Regions from separate parts of the Homo sapiens genome. Here region 1 is linked to region 2. Evidence: chromatin contacts called from ENCODE Hi-C or POLR2A ChIA-PET data. All regions are on one chromosome and are shown on one strand. Each heading gives the region's core, a stretch centred on a gene start or an enhancer-like site at or near the end of the contact. The rest is flanking DNA. Distances are from core to core; before and after follow the strand shown.

What was found. A loop is a pair of places that touch in the nucleus more often than their neighbours do. ChIA-PET counts read pairs that join two places held with the same protein, here RNA polymerase II (POLR2A). Pooled maps may share reads with other maps.
Region 1: a loop to region 2 is called in a pooled map, with 9 times the contacts of the local background. The contact joins the promoter of ACLY here to the promoter of MED1 in region 2. A Hi-C loop is called at or near these places in 8 of 50 pooled maps. POLR2A ChIA-PET finds 5 or more read pairs at or near these places in 2 of 52 experiments (A549 and BJ).

Annotation. Positions count from the first base shown.
Region 1 is chr17:41,916,747-41,921,619 of GRCh38, reverse strand. It overlaps ACLY (ATP citrate lyase), which reads left to right and starts at 2,669. Exons shown (of 29, transcript NM_001096.3): 1 at 2,669-2,740. RefSeq lists silencers at 2,287-2,546, 3,027-3,266.
Region 2 is chr17:39,450,010-39,454,786 of GRCh38, reverse strand. It overlaps MED1 (mediator complex subunit 1), which reads left to right and starts at 3,524. Exons shown (of 17, transcript NM_004774.4): 1 at 3,524-3,749. The coding sequence starts at 3,725.

The sequences.
Region 1 (4,873 bases), core at 1,420-3,919, 2.5 Mb before region 2:
CTGGGCTCAAGCCCTCCTTGGCCTCTCAAAGTGATGGGATTACAGGCCTGAGCCTATGCACCTGGCCTCCCAGGAGTATTTCCTTCCTTCCTTCTTTCTTTTCTTTTCCTTTTTTTCTTTTTTGTTTTTTTTTTTTTTTTCTGAGACAGGGTCACACCCTGTCGCCCAGGCTGGAGTGCACAATCTCAGCTCACTGCAGCCTTGATCTCCTGGACTCAAGTGATCCTTCCACCTCGGTCTCCCAAGTAGCTGGGACTACAGGTGTGCACCACCATGCCCTGCTAATTTTTGTTTATTTTTTTGTTTTGTTTTGTTTTGTTTTGAGACGGAGTCTCACTCTGTGGCCCAGGCTGGAGTGCAATGGCACGATCTCTGCTCACTGCAACCTCTGCCTCCTGGGTTCAAGCAATTCTCCTGCCTCAGCCTCCCAGGTAGCTGAGATTACAGGCACCCGATACAGTGCCCAGCTAAATTTTTTTTTTTTTTTTGCTTTGAGATGGAGTTTTGGTCTTGTTGCCCCCGCTAGAGTGCACTGGTGCGATCTCGGCTCACTGCAACCTCCGCCTCCTGGGTTCAAGCGATTCTCCTGCCTCCGCCTCCTGGGTTCAAGCGATTCTCCTGCCTCCGCCTCCTGGGTTCAAGCGATTCTCCTGACTCAGCCTCCTGAGTAGCTGGGATTACAGGCACCTGCCACCACGCCCAGCTAATTTTTTGTATTTTTAGTAGAAACAGGGTTTCACCTGTTGGCCAGGCTGGTCTGGAACGCTTGACCTCGAACTCAGGTGATCTACCCACCTAGGCCTCCCAAATTGCTGGGATTACAGGCATGTGAATCACCACGCCCGGTCTTTTTATTTTTTGTAGAGATTTGATGGTGGTGGTGGGGGCTCTTACCATGTTACCCAGGCTGTACTTGAACTTCTGGGCTCTAGCAATCTGCCTGACTTGGCCTTCCAAAATTCTGGGATTACAGGCATGAGACAGCATGCCTTGCCTGGAGTGTATCTTTTTTTTTTTTTTTTTTTTTTTGAGATAGAATCCTTCTCTGTCACCCAGGTTGGAGTGCAGTGGTGCAATCTCACCTCACTGCAACCTCCACCTCCCGGGTTTAAGCGATTCTCATGCCTCAACCTCAAGAGTAGCTGGGATTTATAGGCGTGTGCCACCATGCCTGGCTAATTTTTGTATTTTTTGTAGAGATGGGGTTTTGCCTTGTTGGTCTTGAACTCCTGACCTCAAGTGATCCCCCACCTTGGCCTTCCAAAGTGCTGGGATTACAGGTGTGAGCCACCAAGACTGGCCACCCCCATTTTAGGACAAGAGAAGAGAGGTGATAAGGAACTGCTATTTCAAAAAGATGAATGGGAGGGAAGGGACCAGAAAGTGACATCATCAGGGAACACTTGATTCAGGCATGGGTAGCAAGTTCAGTTACCTTACTCCTGGCAGCAACAGGATTGGGGGAGGGGGTCTTGGAGAAGATTTTGTCTGCAAATGTCGCAACACTGTTGCAGTGTGAGTATGACCCAAAGTGCTTGGCAGGGGGACAGGCCTGCTGCTTCCCTGCATTCTGGGCTGACCTCTTCACCTGAGTCGGTCAGTGGACGCTTTTGGCCTCCTTCCTGGAGCTAGACAGCTGTTAGGCTTAGGGAGCAGCTCCGGACCTACAGGGTTGGGGTGCAGGTAGGGAGGGAGGCTGCAGCATGTCAGAGTGGTAAATACATGTCCTGATTTCCAGGACTGATTTCACATATTCTGCCCCACAAGTTCACCAGCACCTGTCAGATTGGATGTCCCAGTTTTTGGTTTGGAAAATTCGATCTGTCTCAGGTAATGGAGAAGGGGGAGACAGCAGTTCATTCATTCCAGTGTCTAAGCCTGTGGTTGGTGGGAACAAGAGACTGTCTGGGATGGCTCCAGCCCTTCGCTGGAATCTCGCATTGAATTCCTAGCTCCGCCCTGATCCGTGCTGAGGCGAGCAGGTGAGTGGGACGGACAGCGCTGTGCCTGCACCCTCCTAGCCCCACTTGCTTACCGCGGCCCCTGCCTTATCCCACACTGGGAAGTATGCTCTGTTAGCCTCGGCTCAGCCTTGCCTCATCGGCCCAGTGGGGAGAGTCCAGGGAGGAGAGAGGCTCCACGTGCTAAAGGAAAGCGGCCTGCCAGACACTGCTGCTTAAGGAGACTGTCTAAGCAATCGGATTCGGTGCGGCCGAGATGCAGACGTCCGTTTCTCCCAAGGGAAGGAGCAAGGGTACTCCAGGTCCCAAAGCTGCGTTACAGCCAGTTGGGCTAATCCTACCCGCCCCTCCCCCAACTCCCCGAGTGGCAATCTGTCCAGCCCCTCAAGCGATCAGGCCACAACCCCCAGCACCGCGCGTTCTCCTCCCAGCCTAGCCCGGCCCATCTCCCCACCCGGGGCCCCGCCCCGGCCCCGCAGGCTCCCAAGAGGCGGTGGATGGGCCAGCGGGACTACAAGTCCCAGCAGGCCCCGGGGCCCGCCCTCGTGGGGCGGAGCCAAGCCAGCAGCGAATTGGGAGGAGCCCTGGCGCTCAGGCTAGGGAACGCGTGTGGCCAATCGCGGGGCCGTTCTCGCCGCGAGCCGATGGGGGCGGGGAAAAGTCCGGCTGGGCCGGGACAAAAGCCGGATCCCGGGAAGCTACCGGCTGCTGGGGTGCTCCGGATTTTGCGGGGTTCGTCGGGCCTGTGGAAGAAGCGCCGCGCACGGACTTCGGCAGAGGTGAGCACGGGAGGCTGTTTTCGCTGGCTGGAGCCCGCTCGCCCTAGGAGCTTCCTGCCTCCGTCCCCCAACCCGGAACCGCCTTCCCCGACGCGGGCTCGGTGCCCACGCGCCCTGCTCGGAAGTTTTGAGGGTCTTAGCTTTAGGTTAGCCTTCGCCCGGGGTCCCGGCCGGTGGCCGCGTGTCGACGCCCCTCCCCTCCCCCCGCGCGACACACACATATTCCAGTTCCTGGGAGTTTGCATGGGGCTTGCCGCCATCCTTGCCTCTTCTGCCTCTGCCACATTGCATGGTCCCCCTCCTGGCGCGCCTCACCCCTCCCGGGCACAGCTATCGAGGCTCCTCGGGCTCATCGGGACGCCTTTTGGCTCCATCCGGGTTCCCCCATCGGATGCCGGGACGGGAAGTAGAGAAAGCGGTGGCGACTGGTCCCACTCCGATTCCTCACTGGCCGGGCTCAGGCCCTTCTTGGTTCCGTGGGTACAAAATTGAGCTCCACGCCCAAGTGGAGAGAATGAGCTATGCGCGCCTCCGGGGCGGGCCACGCGGGGCCAGGCTGCCCCAGGGTGCCCGAGGCCTCGCCTCGTCTCGCCGCGAGGACTGGAATCTCGCAGCAAGGACCCTCCTCGCACTGGAGGTATCGTCGAGTCCAGCCCCTAAGTGACAGATGGCCGGGGTGCCACCCCACCCTTGAGCTGACGCCAAGTCTGGCCGGGGAAAGGTCCTCAAGGGGCTGGAGGATGCTGCCGCCGCCCTCCTGTCGAGCCTGGCAATGGGCCAGTCCCAGCGCCTGCCGCGGTCTCCAACCTTGGCAGATACCGTGCAGTGCCGAGTTCTGCCGTTATGGGGTCCCTGGAGGTCTTCCTGGGAAGAGGATTTTGGAAGAGACGATAAGGAAAAGTGCACAGCACAGTTTGGCCAGCTAGCCTACTCCTCTCCACCCTTAACTTTCCTCTGTGTTTTCAGCTGGCTCAGCTGAACTAAAATGTGGGGTGAGGGACAGCTGGTAGGTCTCATTTGCCCAGATGGGTGATTTTCACCTCTTAGAAACCTTCCTAAACAGCTTGGGGGGCGGTAGTGGGAAGACCCCTCAGACACTGGACAGCTTATGGCTCCATCCCCGTTCTGACACTATGCCTGCCGCAGTAAGGGGCACTCACAGAATTCTGCCTCTCTAGAATTTACTCCAGGGATTGCCTGTCTTCTCAAAAAATAAATAAATAAATACCTACATACGTAAGTCCCAATCCTGCAGATACTAACCTTCAAATGAGTGTTTTTGTCTTTCCCAGAGGCACCCTTAGTAGCATCCCCAGTGATTCCCTTCCCCTGGCTGTGTCCCAGGGGCGTGTTCTGGGGAACAGGCTTCTTTCATTCAGCCTCCTGTGTGGGCTGCTTCTCTCAGTGTCTGCTAAAAGTGAACTCAATCCTGGGTCACTCACCCGTCTGCAGAAAGACTCCATTCAGCTCATAAGGCCCCTCCCTTAGAGAATGTGTGTATGTGTGTGTTTTCAGGTTCCTTGGCATGATTTCCCCCAAATGGTTTACACATTTAGCTGTTACCAAGTAACAGTTCCTGGAGTCCAAGCTCAGCCCAATCATCTGTTACTTGTTTGACAGCACATTCAGCTACTGGGGAGGCAGACTAAGACGTTCTGGGGAGCGGTCCCAAACCCAGATAGGTATTTGTAGGTATTTGCTGATTCCACTAGAGCAAATATTCTTTTTTTTTTTTTTTTTTTTTTGAGACAGAGTCTTGCTCTGTCGGCAGGCTGGAGTGCAGTGGTGGATCTCGGTTCACTGCAACCTCCGCCTCCTGGGTTCTAGCGATTCTCCTGCCTCAGCCTCCCCAGTAGCTACAGGTGTGCACCACCACGCCCGGCTAATTTTTGTATTTTTAGTAGAAACAGGGTTTCACCATATTGGCCAGGCTGGTCTCAAACTCCTGACCTCGTGATTTGCCCTCCTTGGCCTCCCGAAGTGCTGGGATTACAGGCGCAAGCCACCGTGCCTGGCCGCAAATGTTCTTAACTGGTGGTCAGTCTGTGGGCCATCGGATCATTGTCACAGGTGAGCACCTTGAAACAATATGCACAATTGGATTTGTGTACCTTTTTCTGGGGTTTTTTTCAG
Region 2 (4,777 bases), core at 2,275-4,774:
AAAGAATGAAGCTTTATCCCTGAAACTTTGAACTTATAATATCTTGAATTTCTATAGCACTTTAAAATTTTTCACGGAACTCTTTTAATCCCGTCAATAAATTTCAATTGAATAAATAAACTAATGAAATTATGTTATTTTTATTACTATTTTTATTTTTTTTTTTGAGACTAAGTCTCCCTCTGTCGCCCAGGCTGGAGTGCAGTGGCACGATTACAGGCATGAGCCACCACACCGCACCAGGCCTATTATTATTATTATGCTTATTGAGAACAGTTTCAATCTGTGGCCTAGGCTGGAGTGCACTGGCAGGATCTTGGCTCACTGCAACCTCCACCTCCCAGGTTCAAGCAATTCTCCTGCCTCAGCCTCCCAAATAGCTGGGATTACAGGCATGCGCCACCATGCCCGGCTAATTTTTTTGTATTATTTTGTATTTTGTATTATTAGTAGAGACAGACTTTGGCCATGTTGGCTAGGCTGTTCTCGAACTCCTGACCTTAAGTGATCCACCCACCTCAGCCTCCCAAAGGGCTGGGATTATAGGCGTGAGCCACTTATTATCGACATCTAATATAGGTTAAACTGACACTGAGAAGGAGTTAGATTGGACCATGTTGACACTTAAGTGTAGAAAGTGCCTGGAGCCGGGACACCTCACTTCTACATACTAAACCAGTACTTTGTATTGAACTACCCTTCCTTCCTCCCTCCCTCCCTTCCTTCCTTCTTTTCCTTTCTTTCTCTCTCTCTCTTTCTTTTAGATAATCTCCCTAACATGGTATTCCTCTTTTTGGTGAATAAAATTCTGCAGCAGAAAATCTCAGGCTGTATCTAAATTTTAAAATACAATATCTACTGTAAACTGCAGGTATTGATCCAATCTGTGCTTTTGTAAAATAAGGGTTGCTTCATTATACAGAAAAACTTTGAACTCAGAAATTCCAGGACTGCTCCATTTGCTTTATTTGCATAACCTTCAAGGGCAGAGAGTCAGGGCAACTCTGTGAACCCCAAGTGATCAGTCAGGTGATGGCAATACTTAGCCTGCAAATCTACTAAAACAAGTCAGAAAGTTTCCATTTAGGCTGTACACAAGAAGAAATATTTAACTAAAGTTTCAATAGCTCTTTTTCCCCAACAAACCAATTTGTTAGTTTAGATTTTAGGTTTAGAGTCCTCTGGGCCGGGCACAGTGGCTCATGCCTGTAATCGTAACACTTTGGGAGGCCAACGTGGGTGGATTGCCTGAGCTCAAGTTCGAGACCAGCCTGGGCAACATAGTGAAACTCTGTCTCTACTAAAATACAAAAAAATTAGCTGGGTGGTGTGGCATACACCTGTAGTCCCAGCTACTTGGGAGGCTGAGGCAGAAGAATTGCTTGAACCCAGGAGGCGGGGGTTGCAGTGAGCCGAGATTGTGCCACTGCACTCCAGCCTTGGCGACAGAGCGAGACACTGTCTCAAAAAAAAAAAAAAAAAAAAAAAAAAAAAAAGAGTCCTTTGGCGCCTCCTTCAAAGCTTAGTCACTTACAATTTGCCCATTGTACCCATTTTCCTATGTATACTGTTCCTATATGTACCTTGAATACTTTTCTTGTTTAATGACATGGCTTTCTTTTTTTTTTTCAGACTCCGTCTTGCTCTTATTGCCCAGACTGGAGTGCGATGACACGATCTTGGCTCACTGCAACCTCCACTTCCCGGATTGAAGCGATTCTCCTGCCTCAGCCTCCCCAGTAGCTGGGATTACAGGCATGTGTCACCACACCCGGCTAATTTTTTGTATTTTTAGTAGAAATGGGGTTTCACCATTTTGGCCAGGCTGGTCTCGACCTCCTGATCTCAAGTACCTGCCTCAGCCTCCCAAAGGACATTGCTCTCTTATCTTCTAGAGTAGAACTTTTCCAATGGTGTCTCTCATCTGCATTTTCAGATGACAAATGATAACTTCTCATTCCATTCTGTAACCAGAAGTTAGTAAAGTTTATTTATAAGCTTTATAAAGTTAAAAATTTCCTAGCAACACTTAGTACAGACTTTTTTTTTTATTTGTATAGAGTTTCCATGATAAAGTGTAGTTGGGTATCTGGCATTGGTACTTAGGGCATAATAATTAATGAAAAAATTTTGAGCCCCTATGATTATAGTGACCAATCATATTTTCGGAACTCTAAATAAGATTAGCCTATCAAGCGCTAGGGTTGTGTTTTCATGTTTGTTTATTTGTCTGAGACAGAGTCTTGCTCTGCCACCCAGGCTGGAGTGCAGTAGCATGATCTCGGCTCACTGCAACCTCTGCCTCCCAGGTTCAAGCGCTTCTCCTGCTTCAGCCTCCTGAGTAGCTCCGCGACCAGCCGTGTTTTCATGTTTGTATTAGCAGCTCCAAATATACACATATTAGGACTCCACAGATGCTTACTAAGTGAAGAACACTTAGTTTGAGGATAGTAAAGGATACAGTTTTTTCTTTTTGAGACAGTCTCACTCTGTCACCCAGGTTGGAGTGCAGTGACGCGATCTCTGCTCACTGCAACTTTCGCTTCACGGGTTCCAGAGATTCTCCTGCTTCAGCCTCCCGAGTAGCTGGGATTACAGGAGCGCACCACCACACCTGGCTAATTTTTGTATTTTTCGTAGAGACGGAGTTTTACCATGTTAGCCAGGCTGGTCTCAAACTCCTGACCTGATGATCCACCTACCTTGGCCTCCCAAAGTGCTGGGATTACAGGCATGAGCCACTGCGCCTAGCCAGAAATAGTTTTGAAACTAAAAAAATGAGAAAAGGGGAATTAACTGTGCTATAGGCTCGCTTTGAACGTCATGTTACAATGCGCCACTATCTTTCTTAGGATGTAATTATTGCATCTAGTATCTCAGGTTAAACTTATCTTTCATAAGACACTCCTGATACCAATAGCCTTTGAAAATCTAGTCATGGCCGGGTGTGGTGGCTCATGCCTGTAATCCCAGCACTTTGGGAGGCCGAGGCGGGCGGACAGCGAGGTCAGGAGTTCGAGACCAGCCTGGCCAACACGGCGAAACCCCGTCTCTACTAAAAATAGCTGGGCGTGGTGGCGGGTGCCTGTAATCCCAGCTACTCGGGAGGCTGAGGCAGGAGAATCGCTTGAACCCGGGAGGCGGAGGTTGCAGTGAGCCGACATCGTGCCATTGCACTCCAGCCTGGGCGACAAGAGCAAGACTCCATCTCAAAAAAAAAAAAAAAAAAATTAAAAAAAAAAGAAAAGCTAGTCTTTCAGTACAGGGATCTGGAGATTTTAATTTGCGAGCTGTTTAACTGCTAAAATAAAAAAAAAATGGCGGTTTCCGCAGGGGAGCCGAAAGCTACCGGCCGGCAGGTTTAATATCCAGCGGCGCGAGGCCTGAGACAGCTCAGATCAAAGGGAAGACTGCGCTGAAAGAAATCTCGCGAGGCCGACGCATTGACCAATATTCGCGAGATTTCGATGCCCTGTCCTCTTCCTCTCTCTGGCAGGACCACGGTTTATCTCGCGAATTTTGGGAAGTTCCGTTGGGGAAGATGGCGGCGGCCTCGAGCACCCTTCTCTTCTTGCCGCCGGGGACTTCAGATTGATCCTTCCCGGGAAGAGTAGGGACTGCTGGTGCCCTGCGTCCCGGGATCCCGAGCCAACTTGTTTCCTCCGTTAGTGGTGGGGAAGGGCTTATCCTTTTGTGGCGGATCTAGCTTCTCCTCGCCTTCAGGATGAAAGCTCAGGGGGAAACCGAGGGTAAGTGACTGTAGGGGAAAGGAGGGGGCGGGACACAACTGGGGGAGCCAGTTTGTGAGAGGAGGTTCTTGCAGATGTCCCATGGGGGCCACTTTAGGGGCATAGAGTCCAGGAGAGGGAATGTGTATTAGTTTTAGATTGTCACTATACCCTCCTTGGTGATTATAGAGCTTCGACTTTAGGGCGATGGGGACTCTCAACTTCTGTGAAGATTTCATGCTCGACTAGGGCACTTTTGGCCTAAAGTGGTGGGAGACGGGGCAAATGAATACAAAATCAGCTTACATCTCGTTCCAGAAGAGACGCCTGAATAAATTTAGGGCTGTGTGTAAACGTACTGGAGACTATTTTGGCATCAATGAAATGATTAGGTCCTTATATTTATTAGCAGCCAGCAGTTCTCTACAATGTCAAGTGTTCAGATCCTGTGCCATTGTGTATTTTTAAAGTGCGCTGAATTTCGTTCTTTTATTGACCGAACTACGAACTGCAGAAAAACAACTTTTCTGTGGAACTTTACTAAGATTTTCTAAAGTTCCACACTCCGGCTAAGATGCTGCCTTAGCATTTTGGGCATAGTTCTGTTGATACAGTGAACTGTGTTATTGTTTATCTTCTCCAGTTTCCTCTGAGCTTTGCAGATTAGAGTCCTTGCCTGATTATTTTTGTATAGTTTCTGGCACGTAATAGTCGCTCAAAAAGTGTTGGAGCATCGAAGTACAGATATTTATCAGCAGGTTTCTCAAGAAAAACAAAGAGTGTGTTTTGGAGCAGAGGTCGAAAGGTGAGGCCGGGAGCAGTGACTCACACCTGTAATCCCAGCGCTTTGGGAGGCTGCGGCTGGAGGATCCCTGGAGCCCAGGAGTTCGCGACCAGCCTGGGCAACATACTGAGGCCCTGTCTCTACAAAAAAAATAAAAAAATTGCCGGGCACTGTGGCTCACGCGTGTAATCCCAGCACTTTGGGAGGTTGAGGCGGGTGGATCACCTGAGGTTGGGAGATCGAGACCAGCCTGACCAACATGGAG